Regions from separate parts of the Mus musculus genome. Here region 1 is linked to region 2. The links are chromatin loops, found by intact Hi-C in ENCODE. Cell type or tissue: gastrocnemius. All regions are shown on one strand. Region 1 overlaps Rnase4 (ribonuclease, RNase A family 4). Region 2 has its middle 4.0 kb from the start of Ccnb1ip1.

Region 1 (2,500 bases), 300 kb before region 2:
CATGGCCTTCCTTGAAAGCAAACACTGTTCTCTTTACTAATTGACAGGCGTACAGCTAACAGAACAAGTCAGAACAAACATGACTGGGTGGTCAGTTGCCCAGGCCTGCCTGACTGGAGTATAAAACAAGGAAAGATAAATCTACATAAAACTGGAATTTGGGTTTTGTAAGAAAATTAGCTAGTATGATCTTTAGGGAGTGCTTGGTGGTCTGGAAACTTCAGTTCCCAAAAGTGTAGATAGACTCCGATCAAAGCAAACTTACTTATTGAGTTGAAAGCTCTACATACGGAAATGAAGGAAAGTAAGGCAGAACAAACTTCTGTCTAGTTCCTCTTCCTCCTCTCCTCTTCCTCTCCTCTCCTCTTCCTTTCCTCTCCTCTCTTCCTCTCCTCTCTTCTTCTCTTCCTCTCCTCTCCTCTCCTCTCCTCTCCTCTCCTCTCCTCTCCTCTCCTCTCCTCTCCTCTCCTCTCCTGTGCTAGTGGACTAAATCACATCTTCTGGGGAAACTCTACTCCTCTCTTAAAAACTAACACGGCGTTGGCCCAAGGCTCAGTCAGGGATCTTTTGGAGAGATGGGGTGGGAAGCAGGGGATGACAACAGTGAGACTGTTTTCTGGGCACAACAGGGTACGTGCACATACACACTCACAGCTGTTGAGACAGCATGCACAAGACTCAATCCGGACAAGATCCCAGCCTCTAGGAGAGAGGTGGCCATGAAGTATCACTGCTAACTGAGAATCTATCAGTTCGTGGTAGTGGCTTAGAGAGGAAAAGTCAGCTTTCTTTAAGGGTGTGTGACTTCCAGTAGGTTGACCATGCTCCAGAAGGCAACCCCACACCCAAGAGTATTTGGGCAGAAGAGTATTTGGGCAGAAGAGTATTTGGACACAATGAGTTTTAAAAAATAAAAAGGGAGGTCATGAAGGTAAATGGGTGGGATAGTGGGGGACAGATCTGGGAAGAATAGAGAGAGGAAAGTGAAGATGATCAAATATACTGTATGAAATTCTTAAAGGATTAATAAATATATTATTTAAACAAACAAAACAGGATAATAAAGGCATGGCCAGTTACTTTCCTGCAGAATGGCTAGGAGGTGCTGCCATCTGGTGGCCAGTCCTCAGACTGACTTGCAGGTTGATTGACATGAGCAAATAAACATTGTTCCTGATACAAGAGAAGAGGGCACCCCAAAATAATGGTCTATCACTGAAGGCACAGTCCAAGAGCAGTCTCCTTCTGAGATGGCTTGATGTATACAGAATCCACTGTGCTTGCCTTCAAAGTTGCGGCTCTGGATCACACACGCCACTGAAATGGCTTAGGGTTTACTCTATTCTACTTCAAGCCCATGCTTTGATAAGTGATAATTGCCCGTATCAAAGGAAAGCACTAATGGGAACAAAAGGGAGACACTCAATGGGAAAAAAAGGGGGGGGGATTTAAGGGGCTCTGAGAAGAGGAAGAAACCCCTTACTTGGCAATCTGGCAAGCAAATATTCTATCATAATGAGCAACTGCTTAAGGCCTTCACCCTTTGCCAGGAGTAAGCTTGCACTTTTCAAGAATGAAGAAGAAACCTTCTTTTCAAAAAGATGTGTACTAAACCCCTTATGCAACCCTGGTGGAACTTGATTCTACCTTTGCAAATTATAATTCCACCCAAGACACTCCCCGAGCCACCATATGATCCCACATAGGGATCAAAAGATAAAAAGGGGTCGTGAGGTGGCTCAGCACTTAGGACACTTGCTGTTCTTGTAGAGGACCTAGGTTTGGACCCCAGCATTCACCATGACCATCTGTAACTCCAGGTCAGGGGACCCAACACCTCTTCTGACCTCCCTGGGCACCAGACACACATGTGGTGCCCATGCAGACATGCAGACAAAACACATATAGTAAAACAAAATGCACATAAAATAAGTAATATTCTAAACAGAGAGAAAGAAGAAAGGAGGGATGTCCTTTCGACCTTTTAAGGTGTGGCTTGAGAGACATTGTACATATGACCAATATGAAGGTAACTATGTACTACTCTCTGTTGGGGAGTCCATACCTACACTTGGGTATGTCTCGCTCCCTAACTGCCTCTCTCACAACCTTTCTGTTGACAACCCAGACAAGTCAGAATTATCACTGATAAAAGTCTCCAACTCTGCTTCATGAAGGCTGGTATCGATTTTTTTTTTCTGTGTGAAACTATGAATCTGGTTTGGCCAGAGTTGAGGTCCTTAAAAACATTAAGGGGATGCATTAGGTTGCTGAGGATGACAGCTGTCCCCTGGGTGCTGACGGTCTCAGGCCGTACAGGAGGAGACGGCAGGGGGATACCCTTGGTGTGCTTGGTGTGCTCTTGATCCTAAACTCCTTTCCAAAGGGCTCCTTTAGTGACCTATTACTTAATAGACAACTTGGCTCTTTTTTAATTCCCTGTCCTGTCTGTAAATCAATTTAGCATCCACAGCACCATAAAAAGATGAAATCTACCCTC
Region 2 (2,500 bases):
GAAGGTATTTGTATCCCCATGTAACTGGGTATATAATACTTATTCAGCAGACTAATCATGGCACTAACCAAGATTTCATAAGCCAATGGTCTTTTCTGTTTCATGTGCCTGATCCCTACCATTACCAGTGTCTTCCAAATGCTTTTTTAAAAAAAAGATTTGTTTATTATATGTAAGTATACTGTAGCTGTTTTCAGATATTCCAGAAGAGGGCATCAAATCTCATTACAGATGGTTGTGAGCCACTATGTGGTTGCTGGGATTTGAACTCAGGACCTTCAGAAGAAGAGCAGTCTCTTGAGTGCTTACTTAATACACATGTAACTTTTATATTTTACCTCATACAGAAGCCTACCTTGACAAGGGGATCTTTCTGTTTGGACTGACTGGGTCAAAATGGAAATCCAGAAATCCTCCCTCTGCATGCTGAGTTGCACTCCGCCACCACATCTAGATAATGATTTCTTTGTTCTGCCTGTCACTAATCTAACAATTTAATGTTAAATAATGTTAAATAAGAATTTCTAGTTCAGAAGGTTATTTGTCGTAATGAACTTTTGGTTACAAGTAAGCACTTTAAAAAAAAATCTCATTGCCTCCCAATTGCAATTTTCCCTATCTCCTCTCCTCTCTCTCCTCCCATTCCCCAGCCCCTTCTGAAAAAGGCAGGCCATGCAGGGATATCAACATGACATATAAAGGTACAAGTAAGACTGGGTGCTCTTCACTAAGGCTAAACAAGCAAACCAGTAGGAGGAACAGGGTCCCAACAGCAGGGAAGGTCAGAGACAGCCCCTGCCCACTATTAGGCATCCCAAAGGGTCAGCCCCGCGTAGGCTCCCTGCTGTCACTTTAGTCTCTGAGCCCCTATGAGCCTAAATTGGTTTCTGTGGGTTTTCTTGTCACAAGAAAGCTCTTAGAAGTAAAAATATCCTTACACTGCCATCTTGTGGCCAACAGGGGCTCCAAGTGATTTTTCCCCCTATGTTTGGGGGAAGTTGTATTTCTTATAGAAGATAAATTTAATTAGTATTGGCTCAAGAAAATGACTTGGAAACTATTTTGGATTACTGTTCTACTTACTAAAAAACCTTAAGAATTGTTTTTTTTTTTCGTACTGTTTTGCTTTGCCAGAACAGGGTGTTGGACTCCTGGCCTGCTGTGAGCTGCCTGATAATGGGCATTGGGAGCAGAGCTGAGGTCCTCTGGAAGAGCATTGTATGCCTATGTACTAAGTACATACAGTGCCCACTGAGGCTAGAGCAGGAGGACATGGATTCCCTGTGACAGAAGTTAACAGTCAGCCCTGAGCCACCATGTTAGTGCTGAGAATTGAACTGGGGTATTTTGGAGGGGTATTTTGGAAGAGCAGCTAGTCCTTTCTCTAGTCCCCACATTTGAGAGTTTTAAACATAACACTTTTCAGTCTTTTTGGTTTCTCTGTAGCCCTAGCTGTCCTGCAACTCACTCTGTAGACCAGGCTGGCCTGCCTCTGCCTAACACGTGCTGAGATTAAAGGTGTGCGCCACTACAATGCCTGGCTACTTTTCAGTCTTTATATGACTACTTAATACAGTTTCATGAGTTTTATTAAATGGGTTTGCATACCAAGCAGGTTATAGACCATACATAATTCCTTACTTGACACTTTTTATATGCATGTTTGTATAAGAAATTTGGAAGCACACACAACTTATGAAGAGCATTGTATACTCCTCTTCCCCCCCAGAAATGAAGGATGAAATACAAGAAGTACGAATATTGAACATTCAGGAGAGAACATCAGGTTGATAGCAATCCCATTTCCTGTCTGGACCATCATGCTGTAAAACCATGGTTGTATGAAAAATGATAGTTGCATTGTTTAATGGTAAGTCTTGAGATTGGGAGATTTTTTTTGACATAAGAATCTGAAAGTTCTGCTTTGTAATTTGGCCAGCTGCTTGAATTCTATTTAAAAAGCCAAGGATCTTGGGAGGTGGTATAGTATAGTGGTTACATGTAAGGATACATAGTAGGCTTCTAGACAGACTGCTTTATATTCTTGTGTTCTCTTGTGTTCTTATCATTTAACAAGTTATAACCTCGGCGAGTTTTCTACCTAGAACCTTCTGACCTCAGTGTAGTTGGGTGTTGGTTAATTTTCCAGACTAGAAGGACCCACATAGAGGCTGGCAAACAATCTCCTGTCTCTAGCTCCAGGGTATTTGATGCCCTCTTCTGGCTCACATTTGTACTGCAGACATGGTATGCAGACATGTAGGCACAACACCTATAAAGTTAAAGTTCTGTCTGCCAAGTGGCCTACTCATTTTAGTGCCACTACCACTGCACTGCCTCCTAAAGCTCACTCTAGTTCTAAAATTAGGCATGGCATGGAATGAGAAGGTATTTGTATCCCCATGTAACTGGGTATAATACTTATTCAGCAGACTAATCATGGCACTAACCAAGATTTCATAAGCCAATGGTCTTTTCTGTTTCATGTGCCTGATCCCTA

What was found. Peaks named below come from ENCODE experiments on the same cell type or tissue, not always from the same donor. Only the 100,000 strongest peaks of a DNase experiment are listed, where the experiment ranks them.
Region 1: it touches region 2 in a loop (3-fold over the local background); 11 of 42 quality-filtered maps call a loop at or near these places.

The regions. Positions count from the first base shown.
Region 1 is chr14:51,102,135-51,104,634 of GRCm38, reverse strand. The region is part of intron 1 of Rnase4 (ribonuclease, RNase A family 4); the gene reads right to left. Among named protein-coding and RNA genes, the nearest start is that of Rnase4, 7.4 kb to the right of the region's middle. In gastrocnemius, a CTCF peak has its summit at 1,114 (motif pointing left); a DNase peak (open chromatin) is centred at 1,116.
Region 2 is chr14:50,798,428-50,800,927 of GRCm38, reverse strand. No RefSeq gene overlaps it. Among named protein-coding and RNA genes, the nearest start is that of Ccnb1ip1, 4.0 kb to the right of the region's middle. In gastrocnemius, CTCF peaks have their summits at 948 (motif pointing left) and 2,210 (motif pointing left); DNase peaks (open chromatin) are centred at 893 and 2,213; H3K27ac peaks cover 255 bases.